Regions from separate parts of the Homo sapiens genome. Here region 2 is linked to region 1. Evidence: chromatin contacts called from ENCODE Hi-C or POLR2A ChIA-PET data. All regions are on one chromosome and are shown on one strand. The core of a region is the stretch at or near the end of the contact, and the rest is flanking DNA. Distances in the headings are between cores, read along the strand shown.

Region 1 (3,604 bases), core at 596-3,095:
GGGGTGGGCGGGGATGCCCACCCTCCCAGTGCCACCTCCCGGGCTCCTGAGAACTGTGAGCCCCATCCTGGGCTGGCCTCTGCTTCACCCAGAGGCTGTGGACCTCACAGCCCAGGCACGTCCCCTTCCCCTCTGGGGACCTGGCTGACCCCTCCTGGGCTCCTGAATGACAAGGGCCTGGATCCCAGACTTGTGAGGGCCCTTCCAGGTCCCTGTCAGAGTGGACCCCACCCACACCCAAGAGCACGTTCCTGCCCTGGTGTGAGCCTCGGGCACCAGGGCCACAGCCAGGGATCAGGGCCACTGCCGAGGGCCGTGGTGGAGCAGGCCTGGGACCATGAGCCCTGTGGCCGCAGCGGCTCTGCAAGCTGGCAGAGTCCTGACAAAAGCTCTGGGACCTGCACCCCTGTCCTTGAGTGGAGATGGATGGAGACAGGAGACCTGGTGTCCAGGCTCCGCCGCAGCAGGCACTGCCCTGGCAGGTCGGGGAGAGCCTGACTTCCAGGGCCCAGCCGCAGAGTCTAGAGAAATGATTTTACTCGGGCTGGGGGGTGGCGGGGACACAGGTGCCACAGAGCAGGAGGTGTGGTCAGGTGGGGCCTTCCCGCCCACAGCACTGGCTCTGTCGCCAGAAAGATCCTCCTCGAAGTGAGCTCGGAAGCGGACTCTCCCAGAGGGCAGGGGTGGCAGCTGCGGGGCTGTGGTACACTCTGCCTGCGGCGTCGCCCGTGTGTGGTTTTTGAAGTGTGTGTGTGGTGGTGTGGTGTGCGTGTGTGCTCTGTGTGCATGCACAGGCGTGCATGTGTGTGTGTGTGCTCTCTGCATGCAGAGGCGTGCGTGTGTGTGCGTGTGTGCTCTGCGTGCACAGGTGTGCGTGTGTGCTGTGTGCATGCAGAGGCATGTATGTGTGTGTGTGCATGCACAGGTGTGTGCATGTGTGCTGTGTGCATGCACAGGCGTGCATGTGTGTGCATGTGTGCTCTGCATGCATAGGCGTGCATGCGTGTATGCTGTGTGCATGCACAGGTTTGTGTGTGTGTGCGTGTGCTCTGCATGCACAGGTGTGCGTGTGTGTGCATGTGTGCTCTGTGTGCATGCACAGGCGTGCATGTGTGCGTGCGTGTGTCGTCCAGGGGAGCATCACGGGGAGGCCAGGCGTGTGCCCAGCTCCCCAAGCAAGGCCTCCTGGCTTCCCTTCCGGCTGTCCCGTGGCTCCTGTGTGGCCGGGGCCTCTGGTGTGGGCCGGCAGCTCTTGGCCCCCAATGGGGATGGAGCAGCTCCAGGGTGCCTGGGACCAGGCTGGCACTGCTGGCAGAGTCAGTAGGATGGGTGCAGCCCCTGGGGACAAGGACAGGAAGCAAGGGCAAAGGCACCTCCAGGACAGGCCAGGACAACTTCTTGGCTTCCACGCAGCCTTCCAGAGCAGGGCCACAATGCTGTCCCTGTTCCAGGCTTTGGAATGTCCTAGAGATGCTTCTCAGGTGGCCAGCCCTGAGTCCTGCACTGGAACCCAGAGAGGCAGGGCACATCCCCAAGGCCACATTGCCGTGGTCACAGAGCAGGTTAGGGCGCTGGGGGATCCCCGCCTGGCCTGCCCAGGAGAGAAAGGGCTCTCTGTGCGGCCCCGGTGCTCGAGTCCTGGAGGAGCCTGTGGCTGCAGGCTCTCAGATCTCCTCCCTTCGGGCGGGGTCTCTGGCACCTCTGCCTCTGACTCACTGGCCACCAATGGTGTCAGCAGAGGGAGCGGGAGTCCCCGGCTGCCTCAGCAAGGCCCTGTGGTGCCCGCCTGACTCTCAGGGCCTCTCGCTTTTGTTGTCCTGAGTCACCACCATCAGGAAGTCACACTGCCCTGAGGCGGCTGCGTTGCCAGGAAGCCTAGGCCACGTGGAGAGGCCACTCCAAGAGGCCACATGGATGTGCTCAGGGTGACAGCCAGAAGCGACCGCCACAGGTGGAAGTGAGGAACACACTGAAGGCCTCGCTGTGGTTGGGTCACCTGGCCGTTCTCTCCACGGCGAAGTGGAGACCACCATGGCACTGGGCCCTGCCTGGGTTCCCTTCCCGGGGCCCTTGAGTGCGGCACGATAAAGGCTGTGCGCAGCTGCCACACCTGGTGTCACTGGTCACTTGGAGTCACTGCAGCACCAGCTGAAGGAGAGAGGGTCCGGCTCAGCTGAGAGGCCGCTTCCCATCCAGTGACTGGAGGCAACTTTGTTGGAGAGTTTTCCAGCCTGAGACGGATGCAGGGGAATTTGGAGACTGGTCCCAGCCAGGGTGCATCCCAGGGTGTGGTGGGGGCTGCCCCAGTCGGCACGTCCCGCAGATCCTCACACCCTCTGGCCACTGAAGACCTCTGAGGCCAGCCTAAGGAGGGGCCTGCAGGGCTCTCCTTGTTTTTTTTCTTTGAGGCGGAGTCTCTGTCGCCCGGGCTGGAGTGCAGTGGCAAGATCTCGGCTCATTGCAACCTCCGCCTCCTGGGTTCATGCCATTCTCCTGCCTCAGCCTCCTGAGGAGCTGGGACTACAGGCGCCCAGCACCACACGCAGCTAATTTTTTTATTTCTAGTAAGACGGGGTTTCACCATGTTGGCCAGGCTGGTCTCGAACTCCTCATCTTGTGATCTGCCCACCTCAGCCTCCCAAAGTGCTAGAATTATAGGTGTGAGCCACCACAACCGGCCGTTGTTTTTAGGTTTTATGTATTTACTTTAGAGACGAGGTCTCGTTCTGTCACCCAGGCTGGAGTGCAGTGCAGCCATCACGGCTCATTGTAGCCCACAACTCCTGGGCTCAAGCATCCTCCCGCCTCAGCCTCCAGGGTAGCTGGGACTGCAGGTATGCACCACTGCGCACAGCTAGTTTTTAAATGTTCTCTAGAGACGGGGTCTTGCTGTGTTGCCCAGGCTGGTCTTGAACTTCTGGCCTCAAGCAATCCTGCCTCAGCCTCCCAAAGCACTGGGATTACAGGCATGAGCCACAGGGCCCGGCCTCTCAGTGCTTTCTGAGAATGAGCTGCTTTTCTCTTCCGCCCCCAGACCTGAACCTCAGTGTTCCTGGAAACTCCCACGCTTGCATTCTGATGCTGAATTAATCACCGTGTCCCCAGGTGGCTGCTCTTGCCAGCCAAGCACTGAGGCCTCCAAACTCAGTCCCAGGATGGCGGCGGTCGGACCCCACGCTTCCTTGGGGCTCGCTGAGGGAGGGGGTCTGACCCCACAGGCCCTACCCAGGAGTGAGTCCGGGGCCAGGGTGGCCCTCGCAGACAGCGGACACTCTCGCTGCTTCCCTCCTATCCAGGCTGGGCCCACCACTTCCATGATGTGGCTGCCCTCACCATTAATTGCTTAAACCTGGGAGACGGAGGTTGCAGTGAGCCGAGATCACGCCATTGCACTCCAGCCTGGGCAGCAAGAGTGAAACTCCATCCCCCACCCCCCCAAAAAAGAACAGCTCTACTAGGCTCTACCTGACATGCACCAAGCTGTGTGTGCGAGGTTCACAGGTTGGAGGCTCCTGAAACAAGTGGGCACCTGGGAAAGCATCAAAGTCAAGACCCCCAGCACGGGGGACCTGCAGCCGCCAGGCCACTGGTTGCACAATTCCTG
Region 2 (3,604 bases), core at 1-2,500, 180 kb before region 1:
CTGTTGCTGAAAAGTGGAATCCAAGCTGAGGAGCCAGCAGAGGGCAGGCAGTGGCTGGAAGGGGGTGGTGCTGGGGATTTCAAGATCTAAGATGCTCGGTCAAGATGGGCCACGTGCTGTCCCATCCCCAGCACAGGGTGGCCTCGGAAGGCTGCCCCGTCAGAGCCCCCATGTGCAGCCTCCACAGGCAAAACCACCCCAAACGCACACACACAGGAATGTCCTCCACCTCCCGCCCCTCCGCAGGGGGCAGGACAGGACAGCAGGGGCTGAGGGGGAAGGTGCCCGGCTCCAAACACAGCCCCCAGCAGGAAGGACGGCAGGGCCAGGCGCGGCCCCCACTCCAGACCAGAGCATGACTCCCCCGGTGCCGCTGCGTCGATGGTGATATTGATGCTCCGTGATCTTGGAAGGGCCTGTCCCCTCCAGCGTGCGATCGGAGGAGGGCGCGGGCCCTGGCAGTGCTGTGAGTGCTGATTCAGCGTTTTCTGGGGGAGACAAACGTGCTTCGATCTGCAGAGGCCAGTGCGTTTCTCTTCTTCCTTATGGGTCTCCTTTGGAAAGGGCCCCTCTCTGCCCAGGCCCTCCCTGCAGGCCTCCGCTCATGCCCTCGGAGGCGGGGGCTGCCCTGCACCCAGCCCCGGTGAGCCGCACTTCCCATGCAGCAGGCTGCAGAGGCCGCAGTCCAGAAACACCCCCCACCCCACCGCCTGGCGCGCCTCCTGACGGTTCCCAAAAGAGAGAGCGCCCCGCCGCACCAGCATCCTTGCCCAGGCGGGGCCGTCCGGGTGCAGCTGATTCAGCGGCTCCTGGCCCGGCGCCCCTCCCCCAGCCCAGCTGGGCAGCGTGCCCGGGCATGCCGGCAGCTGTGTCACACGGGCTCTGGCAGGGCTGCTGTGGCGCGCACTGCGCCTGGGGGCGGGGTTGCAGGCTGCTGCGGCGGGCGGGCTGCCAGGCGCCCCCTCCCTGCGGGGCCGCTCCCCTTCCGTGCAGTCCTTGTATGGCCTCCTGCAGAGGAGAGGCCCCGTGGGAGGCGGAAGGCAGAGCTGGGTCTTGGTGCTCCTGGGCTACCGTCAGCCCCCAGGAAATAATCACATCCCAAAGCCCCGTCAGCGGATCCACCGCCACATCCAGAGTCTCCCCATAGCCCGGGTCGGGGCCGCGTTCCTCCATCTCAGGCCAGCCCTGCTGGGGCCACCTGCCGTCCTGACCTGGGCGGAGACTGGAAGGGGCAGGTGGGGCGGGGCCCAAGAGTCCTACCCGACTAATGGGGACAGCCGGAGCCAAGGGGCTCTCAGGGCAGCAGGAGGGCCATGCAGGGGTGAGCCACAGCCCCCAGGGCCCCTCCTGCCAGCTTCGCTGCGCCCATGAGCTTGGGTTTGCCTCTAGCTGAGGGCATGGGGCAGGCCTGGGGAGCCGGTAGGCGCTGACCCAGCGGTGACCCGGGCCCAGGGGAGGAGGGCGCCGGCTCTATTTGGGAAGGGGCTTCGTAAAGGGGCTTGGTTAATTTATGGGAGAACCTCGGTGTCCCCGCCCTGTGAGGGCTGTGGGCGTGGGGTAAATGCAGGGCGGGGAGGGGAGAGGGGTCAGGGCTGAGGAGGAGAAGCAGGGGCAGGAGGCAGGGCGGGGAGGGCAGAGGGGTCAGGGCTGAGGAGGAGAAGCAGGGGCAGGAGCGGTGAGGAAGAGGGGCATTTGGTCGAGGTTGGGTCAGGTAAGGACACGGTGGTAGGCAAAGGCCAGGGGGCAGGTGGGGTGCCTGGGAGGTCCGTGGTCAGAGGATGGGTGCTGGTGGGGCCTGGAGATGGCGGTGCTGCCTCCACCCTCCTGAGCCTGGAGGCCTGACAATTGCATCCGAAAAATCCACAGCCACCATCGTGTCAGCAGCACGTTGACCATGGCTCACGACATGGGGACGGGCATTCTTGCCGCTTCCTCAGAATATTAACGACGGTCCCAGCAGAATGCTGTATGAATATTCATATGGAGCTCAATCAAGCCTGGGCTGGCGGATGGCACAGGGAGAGGCGCCGTGACAGGCTGGGCCCGGGTCCCAGTGGGCACACCTTGGCAGGGTGTGGCCGTAAGTCTCCGCCAGCTCCAGCCAGGATCTGCCTCCCTCGGGATGGGACAGGCCTGGGCCTGTTGTATGGCCACAGGCAGAAGAGGCCGATGAGTGACATGACATCACCACTTAGTGACTGCCCTCGTCCTGGGAGCCCAGATGCTGGGGCGGGGCTCCTTCCTGAAAGACCCAGAGAAGTTCATCTCAGGTTTAATGGGGGCACTGCTGCCTCAGAAGCCAGGCAGTGGGTGGTGAGGTCCCTGTCCTCACTGGGGTCTGCAGCCGAGGAGGACTGGCCACCGAGGCCCAGGCCAGGCACAGGGATGCTGGGTGGCCATGGCCAGTCCTCCCGGGAGCCCCTAGCACCTTGGGCCTGCCCCCAGCTCTCACGCCGGGAGAGGTTTTTTCCCACTCCGGTGGCCGACGCCCTGGTGAAGGGATTCGCAGAACGGGAGCACATGGATTTCCAGTTCTTCCCAGCGGGCGCACGTAGGCCGGCACCCTCTCTCTCGTCTTTGGGCAGAACTCGAGTGCTGCTAGACCCTTGGCCCCGCTCACTGCGCTGGGCCGCACTGCACCCATTTCCTCCCAGCAAGGGCGGTCCCTGGACTCCTCTGACCTGAACTGCTTCCGAGTTTGCTTCTCAGAACCAAGAGGGGCTGGCTCTGCGCCCTGCCTACCTGTCCAGGGGTGGGGGCTGCCCTTTGAAGCTATCAATCTGGGTTTTAAGTGTGGATTCATTATTGACAACACCATGACGTTATGCTGACATGAATTATTTGTATGTTTTTCAAATTGTGCTGTGATAACCCTGGCTGTCTTCCTGCTCCCATAGTGGATAAAAGCGTCCGAAAGAATGCCGCCATCTCTCTTCTCCCCACAGCCTGGAGCTGGGCCAACCGGAACTCAGCCACCACCTGTGCTCGGTGCAGCCTGGTTTGACCCCCACCCTCCTCCACCTGGCTGGGGTGCGTGCCTGGCACATGTATGTGTGCACGTATGTGCGTGTGGGGGTGTGGCATTTGTGTGCCCAAGTGTTTTCTGCTGTCGTGTCTCACGTCCTGGCTCTGCCGCCCTCCACATCCATGGCTCCTTCCCGTGCTCCCTCAGATGGTCCCCCAAAGAACGGAGGGACTCCGGCCCCTTGAGGAACAGGGAAGCCCCTGCCTGGGTAGCCACTGGCAGGTGAGTCCTGTGTTCCTGCCGAGAAAAAGTCTGCTTTCAAACGCGGATGGGCAAGCACTCCCTTTGCGGTCGCCGCGCTTGGGGTCGCCGGTTGCTGGGCTGATTGGCAGGAAGAGGTGCGGCTCCCCGGCCCCTCGTGAGGCTGTGCAGCCATCTGCCCCTCTCCAGGCCCAGCTCTTCCTGTGAGATAAGGGGGCGGGAACCCAGGGAGGCTGGGCCTACAGCGTGCAGTGAGGTGAGGTGCTGGACTAGCTGTTCTCAGGTCACCCCCAGGGAAAGCCCTAGGCCCGCATTCTGTCCCCAGGTGGGAAGTTCAGGGAGAAGGAACCAGGGCTGGGGTTGGACTCAGGGCGGGGG

What was found. A loop is a pair of places that touch in the nucleus more often than their neighbours do. ChIA-PET counts read pairs that join two places held with the same protein, here RNA polymerase II (POLR2A). Pooled maps may share reads with other maps.
Region 2: a loop to region 1 is called in a pooled map, with 2.9 times the contacts of the local background. The contact joins the promoter of LINC02846 here to the enhancer-like site in region 1. A Hi-C loop is called at or near these places in 6 of 50 pooled maps. POLR2A ChIA-PET finds 5 or more read pairs at or near these places in 4 of 52 experiments (B cell, CD8-positive, alpha-beta memory T cell, MCF 10A and 1 more).

What each region holds. Positions count from the first base shown.
Region 1 is chr9:135,925,217-135,928,820 of GRCh38, reverse strand. No RefSeq gene overlaps it. Among named protein-coding and RNA genes, the nearest start is that of CAMSAP1-DT, 19 kb to the right of the region's middle. RefSeq lists enhancers at 1,861-1,910, 2,947-3,026. Within about 2 kb of position 1,845, at least 8 of the 41 ENCODE cell types and tissues checked have a DNase peak (open chromatin) inside an H3K27ac peak, as active enhancers do.
Region 2 is chr9:136,107,082-136,110,685 of GRCh38, reverse strand. LINC02846 (long intergenic non-protein coding RNA 2846) reads left to right here and starts at 1,250. Exons shown (of 2, transcript NR_189286.1): 1 at 1,250-1,321; 2 at 1,867-2,837. RefSeq lists enhancers at 1-65, 1-151, 466-575, 152-763, 1,086-1,135 and 2 more and silencers at 866-1,055, 3,464-3,563.